Linked DNA regions of Homo sapiens: region 1 is linked to region 2. A link is an interaction called in ENCODE POLR2A ChIA-PET data of the cell type or tissue named here. Cell type or tissue: IMR-90. All regions are shown on one strand. Links, peaks and the distances in the headings refer to the core of each region. The heading gives the core; the rest is flanking DNA. Region 1 has its middle 54 kb from the start of CHST3. Region 2 overlaps EIF4EBP2 (eukaryotic translation initiation factor 4E binding protein 2).

Evidence for each region. Peaks named below come from ENCODE experiments on the same cell type or tissue, not always from the same donor. Only the 100,000 strongest peaks of a DNase experiment are listed, where the experiment ranks them.
Region 1: POLR2A ChIA-PET joins it to region 2 with 6 read pairs; 1 of 35 experiments calls an interaction of 5 or more read pairs at or near these places.

Annotation. Positions count from the first base shown.
Region 1 is chr10:72,015,155-72,022,104 of GRCh38, reverse strand. No RefSeq gene overlaps it. Among named protein-coding and RNA genes, the nearest start is that of CHST3, 54 kb to the right of the region's middle. In IMR-90, for the core only: no CTCF peak of the experiment used is centred there; a DNase peak (open chromatin) is centred at 4,094.
Region 2 is chr10:70,416,957-70,421,546 of GRCh38, reverse strand. It overlaps EIF4EBP2 (eukaryotic translation initiation factor 4E binding protein 2), which reads right to left. Exons shown (of 3, transcript NM_004096.5): 2 at 1,448-1,633. Among named protein-coding and RNA genes, the nearest start is that of EIF4EBP2, 15 kb to the right of the region's middle. In IMR-90, for the core only: no CTCF peak of the experiment used is centred there; a DNase peak (open chromatin) is centred at 3,096; H3K27ac peaks cover 598 bases.

The DNA.
Region 1 (6,950 bases), core at 2,698-5,197, 1.6 Mb before region 2:
CCTTTGCACAGCATCACTGGCATCAAAAGCCAAGTTCTTTTATTTTATTTTATTTTTTTTTTATTTTGAGACAGAGTCTCACTCTGTCCCCCAGGCTGGAGTGCAGTGGTGCCATCTCGGCTCACTGCAACCTCCGTCTCCTGGGTTCAAGCAATTCTCCCTGCCTCAGCCTCCCAAGTAGCTGGGATTACAGGCACCTGCCACCATGCCCAGCTAATTTTTGTGATTTTTAGTAGAGAAGGGGTTTCGCCATGTTGGCCGGGCTGGTCTTGAACTCCTGACCTCAGGTGATCTGTCTGCTTTGGCCTCCCAAAGAGCCGAGATTACAGGCGTGAGCCACTGTGTCCAGCTGCAATCTTGTCATTTTTGAAACAGACCCAATTATCCCATAGAACTGACATTTATGGCTACTTTGGAATAAATATTGAAATGAAACCTCCCAGTCTTGAAACTTGGCAAAGTTACATTTGTCTTATCTGAGTTCATTTCTCAGGAAACCAACCATCAGGCCTCCCTGATTGAAACTCACTGGATCTGGACAATGAGATGCCAGACCTCTCACCCTTCATGATTTCCTAAGCCAACGCCTGCCTGTTGTTGACCAACTCCTCTTCCTTACCCCTCCCTAATTCCTGTTTTCCTAGATGTAGTTACATTTCTTCCTTGCTATATAAACCCCTAAGTTTAATTGGTCAGGGAGACAGAGTTGGGACTGATCTCCTTGGATGCGGTACCCAGTTGAAGCCTTCTTCCCCGGCAATCCTCATTGTCTTAGTGATTGGCTTTCTGTGTTGTAAGCAGCAGGACCTAGCCCGAACCCCTGTGGTTTCAGTAACAATTTCTTGAAAGAAAAACCATTAGAACTTCCTGTTTTACCCTCTTCTACCTCCGGCCAGGCTCTTAGCATAGCAGTAATCATTTCTGAGCGCTTACTATGCGCCAATTTTCATGCATTAACTTAATACTTACAACAACCTCATGAGGTAGATACCAGCTTTATCCCCATTTCACAGATGAGGAAACTGCAGCAAAGACAGGCTGGGTACTTTGCCCTAGGCCACACAGCCATGAAATGGGCAGAGCCAGGACTTGAGACCAGGCAGATTGGCTCCAGATTCCACACTCTTGTCTTCCATGTCATACAAACACTGACATTTGCAAAGACAGTGCACCACTGTGTATTTAAAAAGACATGGCTGGGTGTGGTGGCTCATGGCTGTAATCCCAGAACTTTGGGAACCCAAGGCAGGAGGATCACTTAAGCCCAGGAGTTTGAGACCAGCCTGGGCAACATGGCAAAACCCTTTCTCTACAAAAAATACAAAAAAATTAAAATTAGCTGGCTGTGGTGGTGTGCACCTGTAGTCTTAGCTACCCAGGAGGCTGATGTGGGCTTGAGCCTGGGAGGCTGAGGCTGCAGTGAGCCATGATCATGCCACTGTACTCCAGCCTGGGCAACAGAGTGAGACCCTGTCTCCAAAAAAAAAAGTTCTTATTCCAAATGCTTCTAGAACTTTATCACCATTAATTAATTAATTCATTCAACCACTGATCTTGCTGGGTCAGGCACAGTGGCAGGCTATGTGAATGCTGAGGTCAGGGACCGAGGCTTAAACACCCCTCAAAGAGAAAGAGAAAGGCACTGGCGTCTAGAAGTAAGATGTCAGGAGCATTCCCCTGTAATGGGCATCTTGGATTCCTGCTTCCATGAGCAAGTCTTGATACATGTCTTCTCAACTGTTTCCCTGCTCCCCAGCCGAATAGGACATGTGTCAGGAAGTGGTGGGTCAGGCCAAGTGTGAACATGCCACTATTTGGGCTGGCCAGACCCCTCAAGAGCCAGGGCTGGAGGGAGAAGCACTGCCCATCAGCCAATGTCTTGAGTGAACTGATTTAAACCAGGGTCTTCTTGGTTCTAAGTGTCGGTCTCTCCACTGATAGAGACAGAGGCAGAGGGCATTTTTTCTTGGAAGGGAAACTGCTTAAATAAATCAACCTCAAGTCAGGGGAAAGAGAATGTTAAAAAAATACAGAAGTGGAATGAATGAACACTCCCAAAAGGAACGAGAAAACTCTCCCCTGCTCACTTGTTCAAACTCTGGGAATTGCTCCATGGGGTGTCTCAGAGTTGGTCCCTGGAACCTCAATTCTGGTTTTCAGTATTGTCCTGCAGTATTTGTCCTTTCAGTATTTGTCCAGGTTTACAGCCTGCCTGCCTGGGGCAGATGCCGAGGGACTCATTCTATGTGGCCCTAGGTTGCATGATAAGCTCCACTTGGGCCTCCATTCCAGACTTCAAAGTATTTGTTGATTCAGGCTCACTGCAAATCAGGCATGCGCCATACAGCACCCTACCCTTCCCGTCGATATTATCCCCCATTCTACACATGAGCTAGCTGAGGCTCAGAGAGGGCAAGTCACTGGTCCAAGGTCCCACAGCTAGGACACATTGTTGCTATTCAAGCGTGGAGAAGAGCAGACTCAGGGGCAGACTTTGGAAAGTTAGCACCCAAGAGAGAGCTGGGGCTTGCCCTGTATGACTCCAGAGAGAAGCCTGTGATTCTGGCTTGGGTTTCATAGCATGTACACAGTGTCTTCATCCAATTGTGTTGCTATTAGGTTGGTGCAAAAAAATTGCAGTTTTTTACGTTAAAGTAATGGCAAAAAACCCATGACTTTTGCACCAACTTAATATACTAAAATACCACAGACTGGGCAAGTTCTAAGCAATAGAAATTTATCTCTCAAGTTCTGGAGGCTGGATGTCCAAGATCCAGGTGCTGCAGGTTTGGTGTCTGGTGAGGGATGTTCTCTGCTTCCTGTCTTACTCTGGATTCTTCTGGAAACGACGAGTGCTGTGCTGTCACATGGCAGAGGGCAAAAAGGAGTGATTACTAGTTTCCTCCAGCCCTTTCATAAGGTTGCTAATTCCACTCTTTTTTTTTTTTTTTTTTTGAGACAGAGTCACTCTGTCTCCCAGGCTGACGTGCAATGGTGCGATCTCGGCTCACTGCAACCTCCGCCTCTCAGGCTCAAGCGATTCTCCTGCCTCAGCCTCCCGAGCAGCTGGGATTACAGGGGCCCACCACCATGCCTGACTAATTTTTGTATTTTTAGTAGAGATGGGGTTTCACCATGTGGGCCAGGCTGGTCTCAAACTCCTGACCTCATGATCTGCCCACCTCAGCCTCCCAAAGTGCTGGGATTACAGGTGTGAGCCACCGCACCCAGCTGCTAATTCCATTCTTGAAGGCTCTCTCCTCATGATTTACTTTCTAAACATCTCACTTCTTGATACTATCACACTGGTGATGAAGTTTCAACACATGAATCTTGGGGGACATTCAAACCATAGCACACAGCCCATGGGGTCTTAATACATTGGGTGGGAGGTGTGAGGCAAAGGATAGGACAGGAGGATCTAGGCTTGGAATCCAAGGATGAGTGGCGTGGGTTCATGTTCTGACGCTGCTGGTCATTTCAGCTCTCCGTGCCTCACTCTTCTCTCTGTAAAATAGAATACAGTTGATCAGACCAAACCACTCTGCTTCACTCTGCCTTTCAATGGCTCTCTATAGCTCTTAGGAGCAAGTCAGACCTCTTTTTCTTAGTACATTCGGGCCCCAGTTTTCCTCTCCAGCTTCCTGTCTCATCACCATCTCGGCCAGAGCAAACTGCTTCTTGGTCTCCAAACTTCCCATGTCCCCTTTATCCTCCAGGTCTTTGCACACACAGTGTCCTCTGTCACTCTGTTGAGCTTTCTTGTGTGGGAGAGAATGGAGAAGCATTTGAGCCCAGGCACTGGGAACTGCCATGCTGATCACAGTGAGCGCGTGCCCAAGGGGTCTGTGTGCCCCACAGAGGAGCATGCCCCACTGTGTGCACCGAGGCAGAAATGAGTTGAAAACATTCCAGGGGGCAGCTCTGGCGTGGACTGGATGCAGGCCTAGCCCTGTTCACCTCCAGGTGGGCAAAACCAGCTGTCCTCTTCTTCAGTGTTTATTCTGGCCATCTGCTTAGGTGGGCGGGAGAAGTCTAGGTAGGTGCCGTGAGAGATGGCCAGGGGGTGTTGAGTTCCATGGTGTGCAGACCAGGGAGAGCAACCACCTCATTCCTGAGGTCTAAGCATTAAGAAGCCTAGAGTGTATTTGTTTTTTTTTTAGTAGAGACACAGCTACTGGGGAGGCTGAGGCAGGAGAATGGCATGAACCCAGGAGGCGGAGCTTGCAGTGAGCCGAGATAGCACTGCACTCCAGCCTGGCGACAGAGCAAGACTCTGTCTCAAAAAAAAAGAAGCCTAGAGTGAATGTTGTCAGGAAAGCCAGCCCAGCCCTTAGCATTCCAGGACTTTAAGCCAGGGCTGCAAACCCAAATACCCGTAGTGGCTGGGGAGCTGTCACAGTGAATGGCTTGGGAGCCGTGGCCCTCTTGGCCTGACACTTTCTCATGTTGGACAGACATGAATTCACAGAGAAGATATTGTGTTGGAAGTCAAACATCAGTGCAAGTGCTATGATACATGGCAAAGGGCATTGCTGCCTCAGTAATTGGGGAGACCGGGGGATGGGCAGGTGGGGACCCTGACCTTCTCCGGTTAAAAAGGCTGCTGCCCCCTCCCACCAGAGCCTATTTTTCCTGTGGGAATGAGAGCACCCCAGGGCGTAGATGTTGTCAGACCGTGCCCTATCCCCTACACCTAACCTTTTACTGTGCTCTGGAAACTTCTAGCCACCTGTATCTTTACCTCTGAGTCTAATGGTTTGTTCCAGAGTTTGGGAATGCTGTTCTGCTGGGGCCAGCGGCTGTGCTGTGAAATTAATACCCTCCAAGAGCAGTCTCAGCCAGAAGCTGACAGGCACTGGTGTAGGAACCTTCAGACTCCCTCTCCTCACCCCGGGGTGGAGTGAGTCCAAGGCACCGGCTTTGCACTGTGGTTCCCAGAGGGATTCGGCTCCAGTTCCCCAAAGTGGCAGCTGGCTCAGCGGCACGGTTCTGCTGGCTGCCTGCCTCCTCTCCTCCCTTGCCGGACCATCCACAGCTCCTAAAGAAACCATTTTGCCCTTGTCCCAGTGTCAGCTGCCGGTGTAACCCAAACCAAGACACCTGATTTTCAAGAGGAGCCAAGTCTGCCTTTTATATAAAACCCCTTCAGTTTTTAGTGTTGTCCTTGAATGCCAACTGTTTGTTTTTGAGACAGAGTCTCACTTTGTCACCCAGGCTAGAGTGCAGTGATGTGATCACAGCTCACTGCAGCCTCAACCTCCTGGGCTTAGGCAATCCTCCCACCTCAGCCTCCCGAGTAGCTAGGACTACAGGTGCGCACCACCACACTCGGTGAATATTTTGTTTTGTATCTGTAGAGACAGGGTTTCACCGTGTTGCCCAGGCTGGTCTCACACTCCTGGATTCAAGTGATCCACCTGCCTTGGCCTCCCAGGGTGCTGGGGGTTATAGGTGTGAGCCACCGTGCTGGCCTGCCGATTGTTAAAAACAGAAACAAACATGGTGTGAGCCACATATCCATGGGGCAAATTAGCCCCATGGCCAAAGGTGTACAGGACTGAGTGTACCTGGGCTTGGCCTGACCCTCTAAACTCTTGGGCACTGTGGCTGTGGCTATCCCCAAGGGTGTTCTTTTCAACAACTTGGCTGTCTTCCTCCTCTGCATTGGCATGAAATGCATCCCACTGTCACCCTCCCTCCCTTCCTCTCTCCCTTCCTTTCCCAACCTTCCCCACCCTTCCTTCCTCTTTCTTTTTCTTCTTTTTAAGAGGTGGGATCTTGCCATGTTGACCAGGCTGTTCTCGAACTCCTAGCCGCAAGCAATCCTCCCATCTCAGCCTCCCAAAGTGCTGGAATTATAGGTGTGAGCCACCGCGCCCAGCCTCTTCCTCCCTTTTTTCCTTCTTTCCTCTTCTCTTCCCTCTCCTTCCTTCCCCCTCCCTCCCTTCCTTCTTTTTCCCCCTTCTAATTTTCTTGGGCGGGCCTCTCCTGCTGGGCACTTACTACCTGCTTCTTCTTCCAATAAACGGCCCGCAGATTTCAGCGAAGGTTTTACTAGCTACTAGAGGATTACACCTCCAGGAAACCTATTTACTGCTGGTAACCTTTGTCCCACTGTTTCAGAAATGGCTCCTTTAAGAGCAATCTCAAACTCCTATTTCTCAGATAAATAGTATCCCGTGGTGTTTATACCTGGCCTGGTTCTCCAGAGTTCCCACTCTCTGTGGGGTGTTCCACATCTTTTGGGTCATGCCACGGAGGCCCCACAGCGTGGGTTGAGTTGAGGAAGCCAAGAACCAGGGAGGTTTGGGGACAGCAAGTCTCAGGGCCTTGAACCCTGGCCCTCAGTGCCCCGAACCCTGGCTCTCAGTGCCCCTGAGGCTGCTGCAATCTCTGAGGGCTCCTCTTAGCCTGGCAGCTCGGGGAGGATGGTGTGAAGGGGGATGGGCCTTAAACCCAACCCTAGATTTTTTCTCCCAGCCAACTCACCCACCACCTAATGGCTGCTTAGGGTGGCTTTTGGTCCTACACACTTCCAGCTGCAGGCTGCTGGTAGCTACTAACTCTTTTGCAGAATGACAGAGTCTTGGCTAGGTATAGTGTCTCATGCCTATAATCCCAACACTTTGGTAGGCTGAGGCCGGCAGATTGCTTGAGTTCGGAGTTCAAGACCAGCCTAGGCAACATGGCGAGATCCCATTACTACAAAAAATACAAAAAAGCTAGCAAGTGTGGTGCATGCCTATAGTCCCAGCTACTTGGGAGGCTGAGGCAGGAGGACTGCTTGAGCCTGAGAGGTCCAGGCTGCAGTGAGCTGTGATTGCGTCATTGCACTCCCACCTGGGTGACAGAGTCTTAAAAAATAAAGAAGGCCAGAGTCTTGAAAAAGACTGTTGTTTGGAAAAAAGTTTTTCATGATAAACGAATTCCATAAAAATGGTTCTTTC
Region 2 (4,590 bases), core at 1,613-4,112:
AAGAATGGCAGTCCCATCACCCATGGGGAGAAGTTTTGGGGAAAAGGACACAAGTGAAAACATCCCCATTGTCCCTTTGTCTTCAGGATGACTAAACAGCAGCTCTTGGGGAGCTCTTTGCCATCTCTCAGGGGAGCACATTCTTCTGGAGGCTTTGGACTTTGGCCCTGCTCCAAACTAACACTTTGTCCATTAAAAAACTCATCTGAAATATGACAAAGCGGAATGCTGGCCCCCATCTAGGGGTCACCAAGTGCAGTCCCTGAGGAATATTTCAGGAGCTGGCCACTCCTACCGCACCATTCTGCTTCTACAGTGATAAAGAAAAAAAGAATGTGTTGGAGGAGGGGTAATTTAGGTAAACCTTAAACGCAGTTCTGGAAAATAGAGGAAATAAACCATACCGCTTTTCCTCACACCATATAAAAGAAACTCATATAAGAAACAAGGTCGGCCAGGCGCAGTGGCTCACACCTGTAATCTCAGCACTTTGGGAGGCTGAGGCGGGCGGATCACGAGGTCAGGAGATCGAGACCATCCTGGCTAACATGGTGAAACCCCGTCTCTACTAAAAAATACAAAAAATTAGCCGGGCGTGGTGGCAGGCGCCTGTAGCCCCAGCTACTTGGGAGGCTGAGGCAGGAGAATGGCGTGAACCCGGGAACCAGAGCTTGCAGTGAGCCGAGATCGTGCCACTGCACTCCAGCCTGGGCAACAGAGCAAGACTCCGTCTCAAAAAACAAAACAAAACAAAAGAAACAAGGTCTATTTGCCTGAGGGTGATGGAAATGGGGGCTATGAAATTGTTTTGTTTTCTGTGTGTGTTATCCTTAGTCCAATGAAGCCTAGGCCAGGAAGTCCTTAAGGCATGGTTCAAAGAGTCATTTTTGGGGTTTATCATCCTGATTCTGGATTCTTTTCTCCCACCAACTACATCAGATTTATGATTTAGAATTCAGGGTTTTCAGAGTATTTCAAGAAACCTTTGGGGGAGGAGGGAAACCTTAGAGACATATAACTGAACATTAGTTATTAACTGAAGAATTGGCCAGGCACAGTGGCTCACACCTGTAATCCTAGCACTTTGGGAGGCTGAGGCAGGTGGATCACCTGAGGTCAGGAGTTCAAGAACAGCCTAAGCAACATGGCGAAACCCCGTCTCTACTAAAAAATACAAAAATTTGCCAGGCGTGGTGGCAGGCGCCTGTAATCCCCGCTACTCGGGAGGCTGAGGCAGGAGAAACGCTTGAACCCAGGAGGCGGAGGTTGCAGTGTGCTGAGATTGTGCCACTGCACTCCAGCCTCAGTGACAGAATGAGACTGTGTCTCAAAAAAAACAAAAAACAAAAAACAAAACTGAAGAATCAATAGCTTCTCAACCTACAGCAAACAGACATTCAAATTCCAAGAGCCACGCTCTAGGTCTCCAACATCGCCATTCTCTTACCAACTGCATGTTTCCTGTCGTGATTGTTCAAGTTGTTCAAATTGTTTACTTCTACTTTGGAGTCTTCAATTAAGGTGCCAGGGCTAGTGACTCCTGGGATATTGGGCAGGTGGCAGGGTGGGGTCTGAGCCATGGGAGAATTGCGACGATCCAACAGAAACTTTCTGTCATAAATGATTCGAGTTCCTGGAAAACAGGGTTAAAAAGAGTTTGAAACAATTTAAGGGGTTATCAACATATAATACCACCCAGGAATTTAATTTAAATCCCATGTAATCCTAACTTTTAAGGATTTTACAATTCAAGTTGAAAGCATAATCTCTAACCTCTCTGCCTGTAAACAGGCTCTTCTGCCATCTGGAATGCCCTTTCTCTTCTGCCAGGGACACTCCTGTTGATCCTTCAAGACTCAGCTCCAACCATCACTTCCTTTATGAAGCCACCCCCACCCCTCACTTTTTTAAAAGGTTCTTCCTCTCCATCTTACACACATCATGTATTACAGGACTCCTGTTTATCCATCTGTCTCTCTTTATAGACTCTGAGTTTCTTATGTCAGGGCTATGTCTTATTTATATGTGACCTAGGCCCTAACATTAACATCTTTAAGAAAAAAAAAGTTTTAAATGAAAGAATAAACAAGTATGAGAAAAAATAAACAGCCCCTTTTAAAGGCTTTCCAAAGAAGGACTGAGACTAACATTCTTCTCACAGCTATAGTCAAAGCTGAAACTGGCAGCCCCTCTCTATTCTACAAAACAATCTGCTTACCAGTTAAGTGCTACCTGAATGTTTTAAAAACAATAGTTTTGAAGAGTACACTTTAACTGATAAACAGTTATGGAAACGTGCTGCTTACAAATGGTCAACAGGTACATTAAAAGGTGCTCGACATCACTAATCATCAAGGAAATGCAAATCAAAACGACAATGAGATATCACTTCACATCTCTTAGGATGGCTATTATCAAAAAGACAAGAGAGCCTGGGCATGGTGGCTCATGCCTGTAATTCCAACAGTTTGGGAGTCCAAGGCAGGAGGACTGCTTGAGCCCAGGAGTCTGAGTCTAGTCTGGGCCACATAGTGAGACCCTGTCTCTAAAAAAATTATTTTAAAAAGAGCCAAGTGAGGTGCTGTTGGTCTGAAGTCCCTACTACTCGGGGGTTGAGCCAGGAGAATAGCTTGAGTCCAGGAGTTCGAGGCTACAGTGAGCTATGACTGCACCACTGCACTCCAGCCTGGGCAACAGAGCAAGATCCTGCCTCAAAATGTAAATCAAATATAATTTTAGGACAAGGAAAGTAGAAACTTACCTTCAACCTCTTTGCTTTGAAAAACAAAAACTAGAGTAGCACTCAAAAAGGCATCTAGAAATTATGAGGAACGAGGCATTCTGGGTAGCACAAAACTTAGTTCAACTTTCAAAGGGTAAACAATTTCAATTATCTTGAATGAAAATACTTCTAATACAGATTTAAATCCCTTTATGGCCTTCAACAGAAAATGATTCAACCCTCTTGATGAATCACAGTATTATGAAAATTGTTTATTATACTATGTTGTGACCTAAGAAGTCTCTAAGCCCTATCAAGTTGGTGCTCTGTACAGCTGAACATCACTATACAGAGTTCGGATGGTCAAAGTTGTGCTGGTGCACCCCTCCCCCACAGTGCCCTTGTCCCCTTAGACTAAGAGCTACCTTTTTTCCAGGCTACTACTATGACTCAGTCAGCTTAGGCTGCCATAACAAAATACCACAGACTGCACAACTTAAACAACAGAAATTGTCTCATAGTTCTGGAGGCTAGAAGTCCAACACTAAGATGCCAGCATGGATGGTTTCTGGTGAGGGCTCTCTTCCTGGCTTGTAGGTAGCTGCCTTCTCTTTGTGTCCCTTACATGGGGGTAAGGGGGCCTCAACTCTGTGGTGTTCCATCTTATAAGGGCACAAATCCCATCATGAGGGTCCCACCTTTATGACCTCAACTCAGCCTAATTAACTCCCAAAGGCACCACCTCCTAATACTATCATGTTGGGAATTAAGGTTTCAACATAAGAATTTTGGGGAGACACAATTCAATCTGTATAGCACACCCTTAACACCCTTTCTAACTTGGTGTTTCTAGTCTGGTGGGTTTGGAAATCAGCAACTTGCTTATTAGCATGCTATGTAAAATAAGGGCAAATAGGCTGAAAGGGGGTCTGATGGCCTTCCAATGAACAAAGGGAAGGAGCTTTAACAATGGACTTTGCCTATCTGTTTGAGTTACCCCACTTTTGTTCATGATGAGATTTCAGAAGGGTGAGGTTTCACTGTCAGATGAGTCAACTTGCAAACTGGAACAAGATTATTCTTACTTCTGTAGTACATCAAGCTTGGAAATTGTGGAGATGAGGTGGTGAAAAAAGCACAGCACAGAAGCAAGCTTTCTAAATTATGTATCAGCAACAACGCATACATTAAAGAATTGCAATTAAACCAACTAGGATATAGGTAGTGGAGATTCTGCCTAAATGTGTGAGGTATAAGAGAAACTCTGAAGAACCTCTATGACCTTAAAGAGCTGATAAGATACGGTATTTTACAAGTTTATTGAAATAGCATTCATTTACAATTGATCCACTTACAGTGTATAATTCAATAGTTTTAGTTGATTCGCAGGACTGTACAATCATCACCATAATCAATTTTAGAACCCTTTCATTACCCCCATAACCTCCCCCAACCCCTTAGATGCCACCTGATCTCCCCACACCCTCTGACCCTAGGCAACCACTAATCTACTTTCTGTCTCTATATAGTTTTACCTACTCTGGCCATTTCATATAAATGGAATCATACAATACAGTCTTTTGTGACTGCTTCTTTCACTTTCATAATGTCTTCAAAGTTCATTTATGTTGTAGCATTTATCAGTACCTCATTTCTTTTTCATTACCAAATATTTCATTGTATGTATATATCGCACCTTATCAATTTATCAGTTGATGGACTGGTAAGTCGATAAAAACAAGTCCATCAACTGATAAATGGGTTGTTTCCACTTTTTGTCTATTATGAATAACATTCACGTACAAGTTTTCATGTGAACACATTTCCATTCTCTTGGGTATATACCAAACTAAAAAAGTGGAATTAGC